Regions from separate parts of the Homo sapiens genome. Here region 2 is linked to region 1. A link is an interaction called in ENCODE POLR2A ChIA-PET data of the cell type or tissue named here. Cell type or tissue: IMR-90. All regions are shown on one strand. Each heading gives the region's core, and the rest is flanking DNA. Links, peaks and the distances in the headings are about the cores only. Region 1 overlaps WWC1 (WW and C2 domain containing 1). Region 2 overlaps WWC1 (WW and C2 domain containing 1).

What was found. Peaks named below come from ENCODE experiments on the same cell type or tissue, not always from the same donor. Only the 100,000 strongest peaks of a DNase experiment are listed, where the experiment ranks them.
Region 2: POLR2A ChIA-PET joins it to region 1 with 6 read pairs; 2 of 35 experiments call an interaction of 5 or more read pairs at or near these places.

Annotation. Positions count from the first base shown.
Region 1 is chr5:168,378,310-168,389,970 of GRCh38, forward strand. It overlaps WWC1 (WW and C2 domain containing 1), which reads left to right. Exons shown (of 23, transcript NM_015238.3): 3 at 6,902-7,105. Among named protein-coding and RNA genes, the nearest start is that of WWC1, 92 kb to the left of the region's middle. In IMR-90, for the core only: no CTCF peak of the experiment used is centred there; no DNase peak of the experiment used is centred there.
Region 2 is chr5:168,465,744-168,477,404 of GRCh38, forward strand. It overlaps WWC1 (WW and C2 domain containing 1), which reads left to right. Exons shown (of 23, transcript NM_015238.3): 22 at 2,097-2,221; 23 at 3,208-6,560. The coding sequence ends at 3,274. Among named protein-coding and RNA genes, the nearest start is that of RARS1, 15 kb to the right of the region's middle. In IMR-90, for the core only: a CTCF peak has its summit at 6,749; DNase peaks (open chromatin) are centred at 6,248 and 6,828; H3K27ac peaks cover 704 bases.

The DNA.
Region 1 (11,661 bases), core at 2,763-7,762:
GTTGAAAAACTACCTATTAGGTACTATGCACAGTATACCCCAAACCTCAGCATCATGCAATACATCCATGTAACAAACATGCACAGGTACCCCCTGAATCTAAAATTTAAAAGTTAAATTTTTTAAAAAGGGAAAAATAAAACACATAATGGAAGTACCATAATGCTTCCTATTGCCAACCTTTTGGTTTATTTTCATTTATTATTTTAAATAGCACTCAGGGAAGACTCTTTGTGTATGTTACTTTCTTTGTGATAATTTCCTGAAAATTCATTTCCAAGTATAGGATTTTGAAGTCAAAGTTATAAATACCTTGGGAGCTTTTAGTATATATTGCTAGATTGGTGAATATTTCCAAAAGATTATATCAGCTTGTATTGCCACAAGACATGAGGGTACTGTTTTCCTCAGACCTTCATCAGTATGGGGCTATGTTCGTTTCTTTTGACTTTTGATACATATATCATAGGTTTAAACTCTTACTTCATTGTTTTGAATTTGCACTCCTTTGCATAGTAACAAGGTTGAATATTCTCCAGATGTTTTTAAGAGAATTGCTTTTGTTGTTGCTAAGGCCCTTGGAAAATGCAGTATTGTTAGCGGCGTGGGTGTGTATGCAGTGTGGAGAAAACAGGTGTGTGGCAAGTGTAGGAAGGGATGGGTGTATGGAGAACTCATGAGTGTGCTGCCATGTGTGCTGTGTGGAGAATGTGTATGGCGTGTGTTTGTAGGGAGAGGTTTAGAGCATGGAGCAGAAGAAAGTGGAGAAGTGGTTCTCAATGATGCCTGCACTAGAGCAGATACAAGTTTGGAAAGTAGCTGCTTTTGGAAAGAGGGATATGAGGGAGATGTTTTATGTAGGAAATTTTATAGTGCACTGAATTATTAAGCTATATCTATGTATACTTTTAATTAAAACAAGAACTAAAATGTAGTAGTGGCCAAGATGATCTCAAAGGGCCTGCCAGTTACAAAGTTACCTATTTTGGTAAGATGGACTTGAGGAAGGGTAGTGTCAGCAGAAGGGGCTGGGCTGTCGGAGGACCCCCTCAGGGTGTGACAGTTCAGAACTAACGGCATTAACACAACTCTTTTTTTTATTTTTTTGAGACGGAGTTTCACTCTTGTCACCCAGGCTGGAGTGCAATGGCGCGATCTTGGCTCACTGCAACCTCTGCCTCCTGGGTTCAAGCGATTCTCCTGCCTCAGTCTCCTGAGTAGCTGGGATTACAGGCATACACCACCACACCCAGCTAATTTTTGTATTTTTAATAGAGATGGGGTTTCGCCATGTTGGTCAGGCTGGTCTTGAACTCCTGACCTCAAGTGATCCACCTGCCTCGGCCTCCCAAAGTGCTGGTATTACAGGCATGAGCCACTGCATCCAGCCAACACAGCTCTTTAGAACCATGTAAAGAACTTTTAAAAGGCCCAATGCCCTTGAAGGATAATCTTTTCAACAGTTGTTGGTACAACTGGTATCCATATGGAAAAAAAATAGGCCACCACTTCTACCTTTGCCTCACACCATGTGTAAAACTAAACTCAAAATAGATCATAGACCTAAACATAAAAGCTAAAATTATAAAACATCTAGAAGAAAACATAGGAGAAAATCTGCAAGATTTTATGATAGGCAAAGATTTTTTTGGACAAGTCATAAAAAGCACTAACCAGAAAAGAAAAATTAATAAATTTGGTTTCATCAAATTAAAATCTTTGTTCCTCAAAAGACATTATTAAGAAACTGAAAAGACAAGCCACAGATAAGGAGACAATATTGCAATACATATCTCTAACAAAGAACCATATTCCAAGTATGTAAAGACGTCCTACAACTTAACAGTAAGAAGCAGCTGGCACAGTCGCTCATGCCTGTAATCCCAGCACTTCAGGGTGCTGAGGTGGAGGGTCACTTGAGCCCGGGAGTTCACGACCAGCCATAGCAAAACATAAGGCAGCACAGGGCAACACAGTGAGACCTCATCTCTACAAAAATAAAAATACAGAATCAGCTGGGGCATGGTGGTACATGCCAAGTAGTCCCAGCTACTTGGGAGCCTGAGGCTGGAGGATCACTTTAGCCCAGGAGTTGAAGACCAGCCTGGACAGCATAGTGAGACCCCCATCTCAAAAAAATAAAAAAATAAAATTCCAACGAGGTATCATTACATACCCACTATAATGACTAAAATGAGGAAAAAAATAACAATACCAACTGCTAGCAAGGATGTGGAAGAACTAGAATTCTGATACACTGCTGGTGAGAATGTAAAATGGTACAACCAGTTTGGAAAAGTTTGCCAGTTTCTTATGAAATTCGACATATACTTGCGAAGTATAATCCAGCAATTCTACCCCTGGTATTTTTGTCCAAGAGAAGTGAAAACATGCCCACACGAAGACTTAGAGTATTCATCATAATAATCCCTAACTGGAAGCAAACTAACAATTTATCACAAAGACAATGTGATGTATTCATACAATAGAATATTATTCAGCAATAATAAGAAATGTACAACAGATACAGCAATAGGAATGAGTCTCAAAAACCTTCTGCTTAGTGAAAGAACCAAGGCCCTAAGAGCAAATAACTGTGTGAGTCCATGCATGTGAAGTTCTAAAACAGGCAAACTGGGAGAGGGGGTGAGTAGAGGAAATTGCCTGGGAGCGTCCAGGGGATCATTGGGGTAAAGGAAATACTCTCAGAAATGTAACAAATTGATGCCCACTTCACACTGTAGATCAATTCAGTGGAAATCTCTCGGGTGATTCCAGTGTGCAACCAGTTTGAGAACCAGTTCTGGTGTGAGTTTGTGTGTTGTTTTTGTCTGTTCGTGCACCCATCTATTCTTATTGGTTTACAAAAGAGACCATGAGCCACAAAAAATGGTCGCCAAGCCACCTGGCTTGGCCAGACCTTCAGGTAAGGGTCTCATATACCTTTATAGTTTTACAGAGCAGTGCTGAGGTCTAAGGCCAAAGGGAAGGTGCCCGTTCCAGATGAAATCCAGAACACTGTGGGAGGGTCCACCTAGGTGTCGCTTAGGGAACTGGACACGGGCCCAGCATTTCAACCAGCACCTGGGCAGGCGATTCCACCTGGAGCCCGCATCGCACCTGCCAGCCTCAGTGACCAATCGGCCCATGTGTTTGTCATCTCTTAAACACCGGTTCTCACCTTGGGTGGCACACTGGAATTATTTGGGGAGCTTTGTAAATCATCATTGCTTTATTCTCACTCCCAGAGATTGGGATTTGATTGATCTGGAGTAGGATTGAAATTTTTAAAAAATTCTCCCGGGTGATTCTAATGTTCAACCAGGGGCTCTCAGCTATATCTGCACCAGAGTCACCCAGAGAAGCTTTAAAAACTGTCAATACCTGAGCCCCACTCCTGGAAATTCTAATTTAAGTGTTCTTCGGGGGGTGGGGTGGGGTTCAGGCTTTTTTTTTTTTTTTGAAGCTTCTCTGCTAATTCTAATATGCAGCAAAGACCCAGAATCACTGGATGAGGCACTGACTTTTAAAAAGAAAAAAAAAAAAGCAATTTCACTGAGAATGTGGGGGGAGGCACTCATGTATGCTGTTTTTGAGAACAGAAATTACCTGCCTTTGGAAGGTAATTTGGTAATATCTATTAAAATTGTAAGTGTGTGTACCCTCTGATCTAGTAGTTTCTCTTTAAGAAACCTATCCCACAGAATTAATAGCACAAATTCATAGACATATGTTTTTAAGAACCCTTACTGCAGCATTGAATGTAGTAGCAAAAGAACTGAAAACAATTCAAATATTTCCCATCGAGGTCTGGTTAAATAAACCCAAATACCATAGCGTGGAACACTGTACAGGTGTTTAAAAGATGGTGCACCTACAGGCAAAAATGAGCATGCTATATCATTTGGAGATGAAAACAAGTCACAGACCAATATAAATGGCATGGTCCATGTTGCATTAAAGTAACCTTGTATATATAGGCGTGTATGTGTAAACAAAAATTCATGTATAATCAGAAGGCAGTATCTGTGTGAGACTCAACAACAGTTACCTCTGGGCAATGGGATTGGAGAGATGGAAACTCTCTTATTTCACAAACTTGTCATGGTGGAATTGTGGGATTTTTCTTTTTTGTACTTTTCATTATTTTGTGGTGAAAAATCAGATCTTCTAAAAGTTGCAAACTTTAAGAAACATTGCCAGCCTGCTCAAGATAGGCTGAGCTGCTTTTTTCTGTGGGCTGTGCCAGCTGGAGGTGTAGGGCAGATCCCTCAGGGGGACCCACGATTCCTGAACGCCAAGGGAATCCACAGCTGCTGATGGGAGATGGGAACCCACAGCAGCTGTTCTGTAGCCCAGTTTTACAAATTCCATCTCCGCCTTGTTTTTTTGTTTTGTCTTTGTATTATTTTTGCATTTGTTCCTGCCTCTTGTTTGGTTTGAAGGGATGGAAAGCTTTCCTCATGAGGGGCAGTTTTTTGTAGCCACTGTAAGCAGTCTTCAGACCTTACTTTTTTTCTCAGAAAAAGGAGGAGGAAAAGCTTGAAGAATTGCTATTCACAGACGATTCAAAAATTGGTCCTAGGCTGGGCACAGTGCCTCACGCCTGTAATCCCACCACTTTGGGAGGCCGAGGCAGGTAGGTCACCTGAGGTCAGGAGTTCAAGACTAGCCTGGTTAACATGGTAAAACCCTGTCTCTACTAAAAATACAAAAATTAGCTGGGCGTAGTGGCAGGCGCCTGTAATCCCAGCTACTTGGGAGGCTGAGGCAGGGATAATTACTGGAACCCAGGAGGCAGAGGTTGCAGTGAGCCAAGATCACGCCACTGCACTCCAGCCTGGGAGACAGAGCAAGACTCCATCTCAAAAACAAAAAAAAAAAAAGAAAAGAAAAAAGAAAAAGAAAACAACAACAATGAAAACTGATCCTAGGCAATAGTTTGGGTTTTACTTTCACTATCATTTGTTTCCTTTACCTGGCACAAGTGCTTTAGTTTCCTGTTTCCTGGGCAGTAGTGATGCAGGGTTCATTACCCCCTTTAAGAGATACAAAAGTAGATTCAGAGACGTTAAACAGCCTTTCTGTTGTAACACAGCGATTATTGGCAGGAATGAGAACTTGGCCCTGCTGCTTCTTTGATCTTTATTTCACTGGAGATGCTCATTGGACCTGTTTAGGAGGAATGAGAGCTAAAGGGCCTAGATTGGGAGGCATAAACTCCAGTGTTCCCCGGGCTAGGCATATGACATAAATGAATGAAGCAGACCAGGTTTTGACAGATGGGGTGCTGGGATTTCTGACCAGTTGTGAACCCAAGGTGGCCAGAACTTCTGAATGATCAAGAAAAGCCATAAAACAGGATTTTAATGAAGATATCTCTCCATTTTTTACATACCAGTAATCAATTCAGAAGCAATACCTATCTGGAGGCTGGATTCACCACATTGCCCTGATTTTACAATTTCTGGCTTGTTGATCACCCCTAACACCACCCAACAACTGGGGGTGACTGAGGAGTTAATAGTCCATGGGCATTGATTCTTTGACATTATTTTAACCTCTTCCATATCTCGTCAGCTGCTTTTTTTTCAGATCATTAGTGTATATGTTTTTTGTACACATAATTTTGTAAAAAATAAAATATCCTAAAATATCCTGCCACCTAGTTGGTTGTTGATATTTTCCTATTTTCTCATCTTTTTGAGAATGTACATATTGATTTTGATAGATAGTTATTTATTCGGTTTTATGACCTGCATATTATAAGTACCTTTCCATGTTATTAATTTTTCTTCAAAGGTGTTATCTTTATAATAGTGCATTCTGTGAATATAGCATACATATTTGAACACTTATTTCTGTGTGACTTTGAGCAAGTTACTTAACCTCTCTACGTCTCAGTTTTCTCATTGGTATAATGGGGATAGTAATAGAATCTATAAGGTTCGTGTAAGGATTTAAGAAGTGAACATATGTAAAGTTCTTAGAACAGCACTTATCATAGAATCAATGACATGTGCTTGCTACTTCATAATATATTATTATTATGGTTTTGTACAAATATATGACTGAATTTAAATTACTTTTTATAATGAATTACTATAGGGAGAATTATTGGTCAAAGGGTATTAACATTTTAAGGCTCTTAATTTGCATTGTCAGATAGTCTTCTAGTAAGGCTGTTCTAATTCACATTTCCAGCTGGCTATAGGGTACCTATTTCTCCACATCCTCTGAGACATTAGTTATTTTTCTTTCCTTTAGTCTTCACCAAAGGAGATTACCTTGAGCATCTCTAATGTCCTTGAGCCTCTCTGTCTAGATTAGTACTCAAACCTGATCCTTATTCAGGCCGTTCTCAGAGATTGACATTGGGTTTGGAAATTGATCCTGGTTTATTCTTTTTTTTTTTTTTTTTTTTTTCAGACAGAGTCTCATTATGTCATCCAGGCTGGAGTGCAGTGGCACGATCTCAGCTTGCTGCAACCTCCCCCTCCTGGGTTCAAGCAATTCCCCTGCCTTAGCCTCCCAAGTAGCTGGGATTACAGGTGCCTGCCACCATACTGGCTAATTTTTGTATTTTTAGTAGAGACGGAGTTTTACCATGTTGGCCAGGCTGGTCTCAAGCTCCTTGACCTCAAGTGATCCACCTGCCTCAGCCTCCCAATGTGCTGGGATTACAGGCGTGAGCCACCACACCCAACCCCCTGGCTTATTATTTGTTTGACTACTCCAAATGGAGAATCACTGTCATTTAGTAAATGAGTTTGCCCCACTTACATTTATTGTGATTTGTCTATGCATTTTGCTTTTTGTTTTCTGCTAGTGGATACCACAGGCCACCAGCCCAACAGATATTTGTGAGATGCTGACCTAGAATCTCTGGGGTCTGTTCCAGAAACCACTCAGATTGAGGATCCTCGAGTACAATGGCGGCGGGAGCAGGAACATATGCTGAAGGATTACCTGGTGGTGGCCCAGGAGGCTCTGAGTGCACAAAAGGAGATCTACCAGGTGAAGCAGCAGCGCCTGGAGCTTGCACAGCAGGAGTACCAGCAACTGCATGCCGTCTGGGAGCATAAGCTGGGCTCCCAGGTCAGCTGTGAGTACCTCCCACTACCACCACCCCCACCGACACCAACAGAGAATGGCCACACTGAGTTCTGCCAATATTGCTTCTCAAGTCTGCCCATTTCTCTTCACCTCTACTCTTTGTCCAAACCACCATCTTGTTTACTGCTCTTCCTGCTCCTACCTGTGCCTTGCAGTGATTCATTTGCCATTTGCGTTTCATTTTATTTCATTTGTAATCATCTCAGAATGCCAGTCGGATTACATATCTCCTCATTTAAAAGCTTTCAGGGACTAGGGGAATTGGGAATGGGGAATTCTTAGTTAACGAGTACAGAGTTTCAGTTTGGGAAGAAGAAAATTTCTAGAGGTGGATGGTAGTATGTTCACAACAGTGTAAATGTACTTAATGCTACTGAACAATTCACTTAATAAATAGTTAAAATGGTAAATTTTATGTTGAATATATTTACCGCAATTTCAAAACAATCAAATGCCCTTCAGTGGCTTCCCCTCACTCTTTCCATGGCCTATACAGCCCTCCGTGGTCAGGCCCCTGCCAGCCACTCTTGCCTCATCTCATGCCCTCCTCACTAGGCTCCAGATGCACTGAGCCCCCAGCCCCCCTTTCTGTTTCCCTACCCCACCCTGTAATTTTCCACCTCAGTGCCTTAGTATGTGCCGGTCCCCTTCCTAGAATGCTTTGTCACGCATCCATTTGCAAGGCTAAGTCCTTCTCAGTCTTCCAGTCTCATCCTTCAGGTCATCACCTCTGAGAGGCCTGCTCGGACAACTCTATCAGAAGCCTCTCTTCCTCAACTCTAGTCTTGGCCATGGCTGTCTGTTTATTTCCTTCATATCACGTATCACAATACATCTGCTTGTATGTTATCAGTATTTCCTCCACCAGACCATAAAGTTGGTCAGAGTGGGGCTCCTATCCTATCCCTGGTACCCAAAGGAGGAGAGCAAGCATGCCAAAATCCCCTTGTTCTTTTTTTTTTTTTCTTTTTCTTTTTTTTCTTTTGAGACGGAGTCTCGCTCTGTTGCCCAGGCTGGAGTGCAGTGGCGCGATCTCTGCTCGCTGCAAGCTCCGCCTCCTGGGTTCATGCCATTCTCCTGCCTCAGCCTCCAGAGTAGCTGGGACTACAGGCGCCCGCCACCACGCCCAGCTAATTTTTTTTTGTATTTTTAGTAGAGACGGGGTTTCACTGTGTTAGCCAGGATGATCTCGATCTCCTGTCCTCGTGATGCGCCTGCCTCAGCCTCCCAAAGTGCTGGGATTACAGGCATGAGCCACCGTGCCCTCGCTCTGTTGCCCAAGCTGGAGTGCAGTGGCACAATCTTGGCTCACTGTAACCTCCACCTCCCGGGTTCCAGCAATTCTCCTGCCTCAGTTGAGATTACAAGCGTGAGCCACCACGTCCAGCTAAGTTTTGTATTTTTAGTAAAGACAGGGTTTCCCGATGTTGGCCAGGCTGTTCTTGAACTCCTGACCTCAGGTGATCCACGTGCCTCAGCCTCCCAAAGTGCTGGGATTACAGGTGTGAGCCACCATGCCAAGCCTCACTGTTTCTAATAACCAAATTGTTCCTGTATTTATTGAGTCTCTGTTTCATGCCAGACACTCTGCTATAGTCTGAATATGCTATTTCTGTTAATTCTCATAACAGTTCTGTGAGCAAGAACAATTAATATCACCCTTTTACAGATTAGGAAACTGAGGCTTAGGATCAACAATGTGCCCAGGGTCTTACAGCTGGTGAGAGATAGTGGTAACTTGCAAATCCATTCTGTTGTCCCCACAGTATTTTCAGTGTGGGCCAGGCCACAGGGACTAGCATCAGGGCATGGTGTCAGGGTGGCCATGGCTGGGTTGGGCCATTGAACTCTCCCCTAGTGTGAAGCCCTTACTTTGAGAAGTTCTTTCTGCTACCAAGACAGGACAAACCTTGCCAGGGTACTTACTGTCCCAGCCCTCCCTTTTTCCTTAGCAGCTCAGGAAAACCCTCAGGATCTCAGAGGTTATAGAAAAGAACTGTGTTACATTCATTAGCTATTCTGTGTCAAGTAATGTTCTGGAGACTTTTAGAAGGTTTTAGCACTTAATCTGTCTTAGTCGACTCGAGCTGCCATAATAAAATACCATAGATTGGGTGGCTTAAACGTTACACATTTATCTTCTTACAGTTCTAGAGCCTGGACGTCTGAGATTCGGGTACTAGCATGGTCGAGTTCTGGTGAGGGCTGTCTTCCCGGCTTGCAGACAACTGCCTTCTCTAGTGCCTCTTTCTATTAGGGCACTAATCCCATCGTGAGGAGCCTACCCTCAAGACCTCATTTAAGCCTGACTATTTCCCCAAAGCCTCATCTTCAAATACTATCACTTTGGGGATTAGGACATCAATGTATTATATTTATTTGGGAGAGACACAATTCAGTCCGTACCATTTTTGTTAAGACGGTCCTGGAAGGGAGATGTTATTGTCCCTGTTGAACCTCAGGTTTAAAGGGGCAAAGTGATTTCTCTCTCTCTCTCTCTAAAGTCCCACAGTTTGAAAAAGTGTCAGGTGTATATAAAAACAAAAACAAACCTTTGTATTTTGGGGGACAGGATATTTACATGGACCCATAATCACATGTCAGGTAATGAGAATTACCCTACAAATCACTCACTAATTTCAGAAAGATGTACTTTTACATTGGAGAGATGGGCAGCCACCACTTTACGTAGTGGTAAAATTAGCATGACCAATAATGAGACCAGGTGATATCAATGCCTTCTGACGTGATGCAATAAAGATATCATGAAGGATCCCTCACAAGAATATTTCATCTGAATCTAATCAAGAGCACAGCCAGACAAATCCATAATATGGATTATTCTATAAGACAATTAGACTAGGTTTTTTTTTTAAAGCCTAAAGAGGCACACCACCAAATGAAATGTTTGTACCTTGAATTAGAGCCTGAAATGGGGGAAAAGCAGCCATAAAAGACATTCTCAGACAATTGGAGACTTTCCTGAGTTGTGATAATGGAGTTATGAATATGTAGGAGAATGTCTACATAGATTTTATGAAGATGCATGTGGCAACATATCTGCAGCTTATTCCAAAAAAGGTCCAAGAAAAAAAGGAAAGGAAAGAAAATAGGAAAAACTCAGTCGGGCACAGTGGCTCACACCTGTAATCCCAGCAATTTGGGAGGCCGAGGTAGGTGGATCAATTGAGGTCAGGAGTTTGAGACCAGCCTGGCCAACATGGTAAAATCTTCTCTCTTCTAAAAATACAAAAATTAGCTGGGCGTGGTGGCACGTGCCTGTAATCCCAGCTACTCAGGAGGCTGAGGCAGGAGAATTGCCTGAACCTGGGAGGCGGAGGTTGCAGTGAGCCAAGATTGCACCACTGTACTCCAGCCTGGGTGACAGAGCGAGACTCCATCTCAAAAAAAAAAACAAAAAACAAAAACAAATAAATAATTGTCGATGACACATTGATGGCTTTGAATATGGTCCAGATTTTGCCACCATTTCTAATCATGATTAGTAGAGGGCTTATTGTGAACCACCCTAATGAGAGAAAGAAAGAACTGGGGTGGGAAGAGGGATGGCAAGAAGAAGCATGGGAAAATATTTAAAATTCATGGCTCTAAGAGAAGGATATATTGAGATTCATTACATTATTCTTTCAAATTTTCTATAGATAAGAAGTTTCCAAAATTAAAAACTAAAGTTGGGCACTATGAGAATGAAACATTCACATGAGAAGCACTATAGTAGGAGGCCAGGTGTGGTGACTCACTTCTGTAATCCCAGCACTTTGGGAGGCTGAGGCAGGTGGATCACGAGGTCAGGAGATCGAGACCATCCCAGCCAACATGGTGAAACCCTGTCTCTATGAAAAATACAAAAATTAGCTGGGCGTGGTGGCGCATGCCTGTAGTCCCAGCTACTCGGGAGGCTGAGGCAGGAGAATCGCTTGCTTGAACCCAGGAGACGGAGGTTGCAGTGAGCCGAGATAGCACCACTGCACTCCAGCTTGGGAGACAGAGCAAGACTCCATCTCAAAAAAAAAAAAAAAGAAAGAAAAAAAAGAAGCACTGTAGTGGGAGGTGGCAGCTGGACTCTGACATCAGACAACCTGGGTGTTCTCTAGGGGACCGTACTCCCTCTTTAAGTCTCAGAATCTTTATGTTTAACTATTGAATTTTTGTTTTTTTTTTTTTTTTTTTTTGTTAATTTTTAAATTCTTGGCACCCAACATGTGACATGAATCTATGACCTGAGATTAAGAGTCTCATTCTCTACCGACTGAACCAGTTGGGCAGAAATGTTAATAGTACCTTCATCTCATGGGACCATGTCAGAGTTTCTTAACCTCAGCACCATTAACATTTCAGTCTGGGTAACTCTTCTTTGTGAGAGCTGTGTATTTTAGGGTGTTTAGCAGCATCCTTGTTCTGTACCCACTAGCTGCCAGTATCACCCCCACCCAAGTTGTGATAACGAAAAATGTCTCTAGATTTTGTCATAAGTGTCATAGGGGATAAAACTGCCCAAACCACTGGTCTAGGTAAGACACTTGG
Region 2 (11,661 bases), core at 4,188-9,187, 89 kb after region 1:
GATGGGGTTTCACCATGTTGCCCAGGCTGGTCTCGAACTCCTGGGCTCAAACATTCAACCTGCCTCGGCCTCCCAAAGTGTTGCGATTACAGGCATGAGCCAGCGTGCCTAGCTTGCACTGCGCTTTGACAGGTTTGCATGCAGGGGAAGTCCCTCACAGCATGAGACCTTCCAAAGGTGCTGGGGGCTACTGCCCAGTGTGGAGGAAGGCAAGGGAACTCCTAGGGGAGAGCTCGGGAAGAGGGACCATCTAGGTTAGGTAGCTCTGCAGCACGATGGGGAGTCTCTGGGTCAGAGAACTCCAAAGCACAGCAGCAGCTTGGGGTCTCTTATAGGCCCAGGGTTTATCTATCTATGGCTAACAAATGTTGGGTACAGTTTCACAGGGTATGCAAAACAGGAAGGTTGTATATGGCTTTAAAAGCTGCTTATTTGAGCTATATTTAAAACAACTGGAAGGGTAAAAATTTGAGTTTGGCACCAGCAGGCTTTTAAGCCAACAGGTCCCAGACTGCCATGAAGAAATAAACAATATGGGACCAATATGCAAGGGCCAATATAGGACCAATATAGGACCAATATGAAAAATTTCATAAATTTTTCATTTATGAAAAATAATACCTGCCACTCTGTGATCGCCACCCACGGCAAAAAAGACTTTTGCTAGTTCTCTGTGCACACAGCCAGCCTTGCTGAGAGCACCTTACAGAGGGTGCCTACCTGAACTCTCAGGACCATCAGCTGAAATCTCAGTGCTGAATACAGGTGGTGATGCCCTAGGGCAGGAAGATGACGCCGGACTTCTTAGGCCTGGACTGATATGGGAGCTTCAAACTGACTCTGGCAGTTCTAAAGTTCCAGAAAAGTTTATTTCTTTCTTATTTATACCCTGTTTACTTATAAACAGGATTATAACAAGAACATTGAGGGGAAAACAGAAAATTGGAAGGCTTGAAGGAGGAGAGGAAATAAATATATCCCAAATCTAAAGTAGCCTAATTATAGTTAGATATTATGTTTATCTTTGAGCTTCCTGGTAACCAAGGCAAAAAGAGATCAGAAAACAAGTGCCTATGTGCCCTACCTTAACACTTGATCTTATTCGAAAGACTGAGAAGTAATATGTGCCCTGACTTAAGAAAAACAAACTAGAAAACTTGACCTTTCAAATAGTAAAAAAAAAAAAAAATTAGCATCTATGACTTCTAACAAAGAACCATTGATATGATGGCTTTAGGCCGGACGCGGTGGCTCACGCCTGTAATCCCAGCACTTTGGGAGGCCGAGGCGGGCAGATCACAAGGTCAGGAGATTGAGACCATCCTTTGAATGGTGAAACCCCGTCTCTACTAAAGATACAAAAAATTAGCCGGGCATGGTGGCGGGCGCCTGTAGTCCCAGCTACTTGGGAGGCTGAGGCAGGAGAATGGCGTGAACCCAGGAGGCGGAGCTTGCAGTGAGCCGAGATTGCGCCCCTACACTCCAGCCTGGGCGACAGAGCGAGACTCCGTCTCAAAACAAACAAACAAAAAAAACGATGGCTTTATTTACCAAAATTCTGTCTTTGTGCAATGTTTTCAAGTATATGGTACGTGGATATTTTAGGGCTGTCTGTGGTTTGTTCTCAAAAGTGTTTACATACGTTTACATTAGGAGGAAGGGGCATAGTGTTATACCCAAGCCTCTTAAGAACTACTGCATGGCTTGGGACTGAGTTTCCACCACTTCTTAGTAGTCTGACATTAAAGAAATTTCTTACTTTGCTGGAGCCTAAGTTCCCTGGGTAAAATAGAGGTAATAACATCTACCCTCCTAGGTGGCCTGAGGATTAGAGGTAGCGCACATTTCAACAGGCAGCCCTCATCTCCTCAATTCCTCAGATCCACAGTTATTCCGTTTCCTGGCCCCAAAAATCTAGTCACTCAAACAGATGATTTGAGCACTTCCCATTATCGTTCTGAATGAAGTGGATCCCACATGGAGCAAGAGTGAGGGTGCCGTCCCTACAGTAGCCCCCTCTGTTGTGATAGCGAGTTCTCCTTGCCCCTTTCTGGAGGCCCCCTCCACTGACTCAGGGCCTTGCTTGCTTTGCCCAGCAGATGGACCGAGCGGAGCACAAGGGTGAGCTTCAGACAGACAAGATGATGAGGGCAGCTGCCAAGGATGTGCACAGGCTCCGAGGCCAGAGCTGTAAGGAACCCCCAGAAGTTCAGTCTTTCAGGTAAGCAGAGGGCCCCGGCAGCCCCCCATCCCTTTCTCAGCCAACCCACGGCCTTAGTCTTCTGTCTGTGGTCTTACTGCTCTCATCCCTTGCTCACAGAGCACTGGCTTTCCCTGTAACAGATGTTCATCCTCCGCCAAGCCATCCCTGGCGATCCATGAGCTCTGCAGCGCTCTTCCCTTGGCTGTCTTTATCAGTCCCCACACAACTCGAGCTAATTTGTTAGATCCTCTTGTTTAATGAATGAGCCACCTGCTCCAGCCTTTCCTCGTAGTGTTTTCCTTACTGGTAATTGTGGAGGGTTGGCTGAATGATAAATAAACCTAGGGGTGATGGATGCTCGCTGGGCCTCCCTGGCTCTGCCTGCCACCTGCTAGGATCTCAGGGAGGTGCTATCTTGCCATGCTGGACCCGGGTGTATTCTCGGAGGGTCCCGAATGCCATTTGGCCTGGGCCTCCCATCCACAGAGGCCCTAGCGTTTAGACTTCTGATGTCCTCTCAAACAAGGTACACATGTTTGTGTATGTGCTTTAAAAAAAAAAAAATTCCTTTGTGGAATATAAACATTTAAAATGTATATTTGTACAACTATCTTTGGGCATCTCTTAACTTTTTAACAAATTGAGAATCTGAAACAAACAAACATTAGAAGTGGCCCAAGGGTCCTTTTAAACTGAGAAGCCTCTGACTGGATTTGAACTAAGAGTCATCGTTCATGCTAATGGTCTTTTAAAGCAGTGGTTCTCAACCAGGGGTGATTTCTCCCCTTCCCCCTGGAACATTTGGCAATGAGCTTACGTTTTGGGTTGTCATAACTGGAGGTCAAGGATACAGCCAGCATCTAGAGGGTAAGAGGCCAAGGACGTTGCTAAACATTCTGCAGCGAATGTATAGGACAGCTCCCACGACAAAGAATTATCCTGCCCAGAATCTCTGTAGAGCGAGGTTGAAAACCCCTGCTCTAAAGGGATGGCCTCTCTTATAGGGAGAAGATGGCATTTTTCACCCGGCCTCGGATGAATATCCCAGCTCTCTCTGCAGATGACGTCTAATCGCCAGAAAAGTATTTCCTTTGTTCCACTGACCAGGCTGTGAACATTGACTGTGGCTAAAGTTATTTATGTGGTGTTATATGAAGGTACTGAGTCACAAGTCCTCTAGTGCTCTTGTTGGTTTGAAGATGAACCGACTTTTTAGTTTGGGTCCTACTGTTGTTATTAAAAACAGAACAAAAACAAAACACACACACACACAAAAACAGAAACAAAAAAAACCAGCATTAAAATAATAAGATTGTATAGTTTGTATATTTAGGAGTGTATTTTTGGGAAAGAAAATTTAAATGAACTAAAGCAGTATTGAGTTGCTGCTCTTCTTAAAATCGTTTAGATTTTTTTTGGTTTGTACAGCTCCACCTTTTAGAGGTCTTACTGCAATAAGAAGTAATGCCTGGGGGACGGTAATCCTAATAGGACGTCCCGCACTTGTCACAGTACAGCTAATTTTTCCTAGTTAACATATTTTGTACAATATTAAAAAAATGCACAGAAACCATTGGGGGGGATTCAGAGGTGCATCCACGGATCTTCTTGAGCTGTGACGTGTTTTTATGTGGCTGCCCAACGTGGAGCGGGCAGTGTGATAGGCTGGGTGGGCTAAGCAGCCTAGTCTATGTGGGTGACAGGCCACGCTGGTCTCAGATGCCCAGTGAAGCCACTAACATGAGTGAGGGGAGGGCTGTGGGGAACTCCATTCAGTTTTATCTCCATCAATAAAGTGGCCTTTCAAAAAGAATCTTCCTCTTGCTCTCTTTTTCTTTCCTACCCCTCACTTCATCTGTTTCCCTGATTTTTGACTCTCCCCTTTCCAGTCATTTCTTTCCCACCCATCCGCAGTCCTGGAAACATTTATTTTTTCTTTTGCCCACTGTTTTCATTTGCTCATTAAATTAAAATGACTGCTCGGCTCATTGGGAATCCACATCCCCAAGTTAGACTGGGGATATGCTCTCTGTACTGTCTCCTTCTATGGAATTCCACCCCACCCAGAGAGAGATGACTTCACAGTTTGTTCATATGAGCATCATCCCATGTCGTCCCCAACCCAGGGGCTGGTAGGTGCTACAGCTTGTGCTTCATGCTGCTCCTGTGGCCCCTATTCCTACCCAGCTCAGAGCTTTGCAGGGTCTACTGCAGACAATCAGAAGTCAGTTTCTAACAAATAGCAACAGCCACAAATCTCTTCCTCCTTCCTCTCTGACATTACCCTGTGCAACTTTTCTCAAAGTCTGTTGCACCACTCAGCAAAGCAAGTTGCACCAGCTATATCAGAATCACCTGGGGCAGCCTATTAAAAATGCAGACTGTTGAGACCATCCTGGCTAACACGGTGAAACCCTGTCTCTACTAAAAATACAAAAAATTAGCCGGCCGTGGTGGCGGGCAGCTACTCGGGAGGCTGAGGCAGGAGAATGACCTGAACCTGGGAGGCAGAGCTTGCAGTGAGCTGAGATTGTGCCACTGCACTCCAGCCTGGGTGACAGAGCAAGACTCCGTCTCAAAAAAAAAAAAAAAAGAAAAATGCAGACTGGCTGGCGCGGTGGCTCATGCTTGTAATCCCAGCACTTTGGGAGGCTGAGGCGGGCAGATCAACTGAGATCGGGGGTTCGAGACCAGCCTGATCAACATGGAGAAACCTGGTCTCTACTAAAAATACATAATTAGCTGGGCGTAGTGGCGCATACCTGTAATCCCAGCTACTTGGGTGGCCAAGGCTTGAACCCAGGAGGCGGAGGTTGCGGTGAGCCGAGATGGCGCCATTGACTCCAGCCTGGGCAACAAGAGCGTAACTCCATCTCAAAAAAATAATAATAATAAAAATAAAATGCAGACTGTCAGGTCCTCTCTAGACCCACTGAACTATCCCGCCCACCCTGGGACGGTCCCCAGTGCCAGTGTTTTACCCATGTTCCCTCTGTAAGTCTTATGCACACCGCAATTTGAGAGCCCCACTGGTATAAAGTGAGTGAAACCCAGGCAGAGACAGGCAAAATGGTGAGGCCCGCATCCTATTGGTGAGTCACACAGGGAACGCTGAAATTCATGGCCTTCTCCAGGCTACTGGGAACCCATGGGCGGTGATGGAGGGAGTGGTGCCACCTTCACTTGCTGCTGAGGCTCTTCCCCCTCTCCCCAGCATACTCCTTACCTGGCTGTCTCTCCTCATGTATAAGGAACCTATAGTGGTGTAGAATCTACTCTTCTTCCCCCTGTGGCTTCCAGGCCCCCCTGTATAGCTGCTATCCAGCCCGATTTCTCACCACTGGCCCAGGGCTTCCTCCTGCCCCGTGGCTTCACGTCTCTGAACACATCAATCTCTGATGTTCTCTCTCCTTCCATTGAATTCCACCAGACACATTCAGGGTTTACTTCGTAATGTCTTCATATGAGTATCAATCAACACCTTCCCCAACTCAATTGTACTAGGTTGTAGAGCACAAGGATGGTCTCGTGCTGCTCTGTGGCACCTGTGCCTACACTCCTCTGAGCTTTGAGGAGGCTGCTCTCTTTGCTGACCCCATGATCTTTTCTGCCCTTCTGTTAAGGGCATTGGCCACAGCAACGGGGCAAATGCCCCAAGCTGGCTGTAAGTGACCCATCCCTTTGGCTCCCATGATTAGACCAAGGAGAGGCATGGGGTCCAGCTGAGCCATTCAGAACCATTCCTTAGCATTTTCCACTCAAAGGTTAGAGATGAGATTTTCTCTTCCCAAGGCTACCTCTGGCCATGGTTCCAGCTTCATGGGGGCAATGGGATTAGGAAAATGAGGTCAACCTGCAAAGGAAAGCAGATGCAAGAGATGGAGACAGAATGGGGGTGTCCTGGGGATCTTGGAGCCTGAATTCATTGGCACAAAAGGCAGCAGCATCCTCACTGTATCTGCAGTCCATTTGGACTCAATAAAAACTTTGAAAGTCACATGTGTTATGGAATTCCTTCTCAGTGACACATTCATCTGTGCTCAGTTGTCCCAGCAAGGGTCAGCCCCTCATACCCCTGCAGCATCCGCTGCTATGAAGCAGAGCTGTAAACGCCCTCCCTGTGTATAGGAAAAGCTACATGGAGCAAATCCTCCTGCCTGAAGAAGTGCATCTCAGCATCACTTCAGCTGTCGGGGCATTTGTGGGGAGAACCAGACCACCTCTGCGGAAGGCAGCAGACCCTCTTCCAGCCATGGATGGAGTTGAATTCTCTATAAACGGTTCACCAGCAAACCACCAATACATTCCATTGTTTGCCTAGAGAGAAATTTAAAAATAAATAAATGTTCACTTATAATTGTGCATGTGTCTTTTCCAGGACCTTCAGGAAACAAAGCCGGGAAATGTGAAATGACCCCCTCAAGCTCACATAAATAATAAATGGCTACAGCTAGGATGCTAATTCCATCTTTCAACTCCAAAATCTCTATTTTCTTTCAGCTCCAGCTTCTGTTTCACGGTGGCGTTACCACAGCACACCACATGAGGCCCTAATTGTAGAGCCGTAGAATCCTTGGTCTTGAAGAATGAAGTCACAAATTCCTGTGGTTTCTCTGCACAGGGTGGGGAGAAAGGCAGGATACTAGGATACTACTCTGAAAAAAGACAGCAAACCTCACTGGGTTTGGTCCTCCCACTCCTAAAGGCAACGGTTGCCTTTGAGTACAGACCTTTTTGCAATATGCACATGTGCTTTCTGTATCTCAAGAAGGCTAATGACTAAGATTCTTCTAGTTAACTATCCCCTTGCTAAGCAGTCTCCAGCCACGCTGGCCTTTCTTTTTCTCCTTCCCTCCACCAGCACTTTGCAGTCCTAATTCCTTCTGCCTGGTGCACTCTTCCTCCATGTCTTCACATCGACTTCACATAGCCAGCTTCTTCTCACCCTTCAGGTCTCAGCTGGAGCCTCACCCCTCAAGATCCCTCTCCACCCTGGAGCATAAGTTCTTAAAGCAGGGACCTCATTTGCCTTGTTTTTGTTAGGTCTGATGTAGAGTGGGTTCTTAATATTTGTGAAATGAATTGAATGAATGGATGTGATGAAAAATCTGCCTCAAAGGTGTATTTAGTCTCTACATCTTTGTCATTCTAATCAGGAAGCCGGAAAGGCTCTGTGTAGAACAGAAGTACTAAAAGCTGGTTTTGTCAGGTGCCAGGGTGCAGACCCCCCTCCCATCCAGCTCAGGACATCACCCCCTGCCCCCAAACACACTTGTGACTCCACAGCATAAAGAAGCGGAAGTGATTGGGAGCTAACACACACATAATGTTTAAATTCGCTGAAGAGCCAGGCATGGTGGCAGTGAGCCGGGATCACGCCACTGCACTCCAGCCTGAGCAACAGAGTAAGACTCCATCTCAAGGAAAAAAAAAAGGTGTCTGGTATCTTATCTCGATAAGATATCTACTCATTCATACAACTATGTAGTATTCCACTGAATGGATGTGCCATCAGTTAATTGACGGACACGTCTGTTGTCACCAGTCACTTGCTTTGACAGTGCCTAATTTCTCTCTTTGTCTATACATCCTTTCGCACATGTATGAATATGTCAGTAGATAAATTACTGCCCTCATTCTTGAAATGCACTATTAGACTCCCAGGTAAAACTGTAACATACCTCTCCGTCTCCATTGCTTGAAGGGCAGTAGAAAAAGATGAGACTCTGGAAAAGAGAAGTCCTGAGTGCCATGTCCACACTGCACCTACCTCCAACTCCAGGACTTTGAGCAAGATGAGATGCCTTCCCTTCTTCATTGAGTGAGGTGAAGATTCAATGAGATTAGGTAGAGGAGAGATGTACGTTGCTAATGGATGGTAGGAAAATTGTTATATTCTAGTAGGGAGTATTTTCTAGTTGTTATATTCTAGATGATTCTGGGAATAACTAAACCTTACGAGTTTGGCCTACACCTTTGGTAAGGTTTTTCTCAGGGCCCTTGGGACTGAATAAATGTATTTTTTTTATTTTTATTTTCTTGGGACAGAGTCTCGCTCTGTCACCCAGGCTGGAGTGCAGTGGTGTGATCTCAGCTCACTGCAACCTCCGCCTCCTAGACTCAAGTGATTCTCCTGCCTCAGCTTCCCAAGTAGCTGGGACTACAGACATACACCACCACGTCTGGCTAATTTTTGTATTTTTAGTAGAGACAGGGTTTCACCATGTTGGCCAGACTAGACTTGAACTCCTGACCTCAACTGATCTGCCCGCCTCAGCCTCTCAAAATGCTGGAATTACAGGCGTGAGCCATGGCACTGGCCTGAATAAATGTATTTAGGAGAATGTGGTAAGTAATAAATTTGCAACCAACCACAGAGTAGCTGATAAATATACATGAAGCTAATTAGAGTAACAAAAGAACACAAGCTTGCCATTGCAGTACTTTTTACCATTTGCATTTATGTATTTGATTCTTTAGTTTTATCTGTCTGTTTATTAGGATGTTGGAGACACAGGGCAGGCACCATGCATATCTTGTTCACTATTTTAGCCCTGGGGCCATGACAGTCCCTGACAGATGGCAGACCCTCCAACACTTGTTCAGTGAGTGAATTAAGCTAAGACCAAAGTTCTAATTCCAATCCTGCCAAGTACCAACACGAATGTGGGCACACACTTCCAAATGGTTTTCAACCCTCTCTGCAGGCTGCTATGACAACAAGTGACTGGATGCACTGTTTCCCCAGAGGGAGGCATAAGTGTATGATTGGTGACAGGAGATAATGTTAGGTGGTACATGGGTGAATTTTTATATTTATAGTCATATTTGTTTTAATATACATAATATATAACTTGTCCATCAAACCCATGCTTTCACAGATATTACTGTTTAAGATGAGGATAAGTAAATATTTAAGTTAATAAAGTGAATCAATTTAAAGAAAAATATGTACTTAGGTGAAACAAAGAAATGGCAAAAATAGTGATGATGAAAACATCTGGGGCCGGGCGCAGTGGCTCACGCACCCTGGGTGGGCCTTCCCACCACCCTTGTGATAGGAGGGAGAGGGAAAAAGAGAGGTTTTCAAGGATCAGGGGACCTGCCTCCTCCTAGGTCAGGGCTTTGTCTCAGCCCCACCCCTCCCTAGGAGAGTCACCGTGTGCTTGGGGGCATTCTCACTGTGCATAGGAGAGTGCACAGCTGAGGCAGGAGAATTGCTTGAACCTGGGAGGCGGAGGTTGCAGTGAACCGAGATCGTGCCACGGCACTCCAGCCTGGGCAATGGAGTGAGACTCTGTCTCAAAGAGCGTGCCCTCTCCCAGAGCCTCAGGATGGGAGCCTAGTGTCTTTTTTGAAAAAAATTAGACTTAGTTTTCAATTATTATGTAAGTAATTGATACACATCATTAAGTAAAAATGATAGGAGGCCATGGTTTTGGACTAAGCTCCTGCACCAGGCCCCAACAGACCAGACTAAAAATCAGAATGGAGTCACCCATGCTCAAGTTTCATGTCACCAAACCTAAACTAAGTTACCTGACCTTCAGGGAAATCGGGAGAGAGAGAACACCCAATTTCCCAGACAGGTCCTTTGAAGCCTTCAGTCCTTCAGTCATGAAGAAGTTCCCTCTGCCTTAATCCTTACAGGCAAAAAGGTAGCCTGAAGGAAACTGTCGTTAACTACGCAGTTATTTTTCTATTATTCTATTATGTCCCTATCTTATGAGAAAAGTAACTTTGAAAGGACTAATACATCCTGTTCTTAGCTTCTGCTTCCTTCAGGCCTTCTCTATGAAGCCAGCCTATTCTGCTCAGCGCTTTGGAACACTGATTCTATTTCATGGACCGAAGCATTGCCCAATTGTAGAATTGCAATAAAGCCAACTGAGATCTTTAAATTGGCTATAATTCATCCTTTGGCAATACAGTAAAAAAAAAAAATTCTCACAATTCTGTAGAAGGGTATGAGATATACAATAAAAGACACCCCCACCCTCTGCAATCTACCACTCACAGTAGTTTATCTGGTGGTTTCCACTTTTTAACAATGGTCTGGGCCAGGTGCAGTGACTCACTCCCGTAATCCTAGCACTTTGGAAGGTCGAGGCGGGCAGGTTGCCTGAGCTCAGGAGTTCAAGACCAACCTGGGCAACACAGTGAAACCCCTGTCTCTACTAAAATACAGAAGAAATTAGCCGGGTGTGGCGGCATGCGCCTGTAGTCCCAGCTACTCGTTTGGCTGAGGCAGGAGAATTGCTTGAACCCATGAGGCAGAGGTTGCAGTGAGCCGAGATCATGCCGCTGCACTCCAGCCTGGGTGACAGAGCGAGACTCTGTCTCTAAAAAAATAAATAAATAAAATTTAAAAATAAAATAATGCTCAGTAGGCCAGGCACGGTGGCTCATGCCTGTGATCCTAGCACTTTGGGAGGCCAAGGCAGGTGGATCACCTGAGGTCAGGAGTTTGAGACCAGCCTGGCCAATATGGTGAAACCCCTTCTCTACTAAAAATACAAAAATTAGCCAGGCGGGGTGGTGTGGGCCTGTGGTTCCAGCTACTTGGGAAGCTGAGGCAGGAGAATTGCTTGAACCTGGGAGGCGGAGGTTGCAGTGAACCAAGATTGTGCCACTGCACTCCACCTCTGGGCGATAGAGTGAGACTCTGTCTCAAAAATAAATAAAATAAAATAAAAATGGCCTGTATTATTTTTATTCATCATCTTCAGTAAGACCTCTCCACTCATCACCATAAAGATGAGGACATTATGGCACATACTTACCCTTTCTCCTTCCCAGCCACAACTTCTAATTTTTCTTAGTTACATTATTATTTTTATATAGTTTAAAAAAGGGTATCACATTTACGCACTGCTCTGTAATCATGTAATCCTAAAGCTTCCTCTGCTGTGAGTTGATTTAGAAAGTTAAAAACTAGTAAACAGCATTTACAGATTGATGGGGAAATCAACATTATTCCCTATGGAAACAAGTAGTGTGTGATCAGAGCTGGGTCATTAAAACTTTACCACTAGAAGGAAAATTTAAGGTTCCAGTCATTCTTTCCCTCCCCATAGCTTTTTTCATTTCTTCCTAGTCAGTTCATTTTCTCTTGAGAAGTAAAACCAAAATCCTAAGCCCCATGACGGACTGAATGGATGTCCTATCCTGTTGGCCAAGGAGAGCCCGGGACGGCATCTGGAGGTGGGACACACCTCCTTATACCCCCGCCCTCCCTAGCTTCCAGTAGGCATTCTTTCCTAAAATCTAAACAGAAACCAGACCTTTGGAAAGCCTGGCTTCACCGCTGATTTCCACCAACTCCCCCTCCCTTTTGCCATTTCACCACAACAACCAACATGCATTCCTTCCTGATAAGAGGCCACCCACCACTGAATGGTTCTGGCCAGTTTACAACGGATGTGCAGGGAGGGTTTTCATATCCTCCCCTTCGCCTT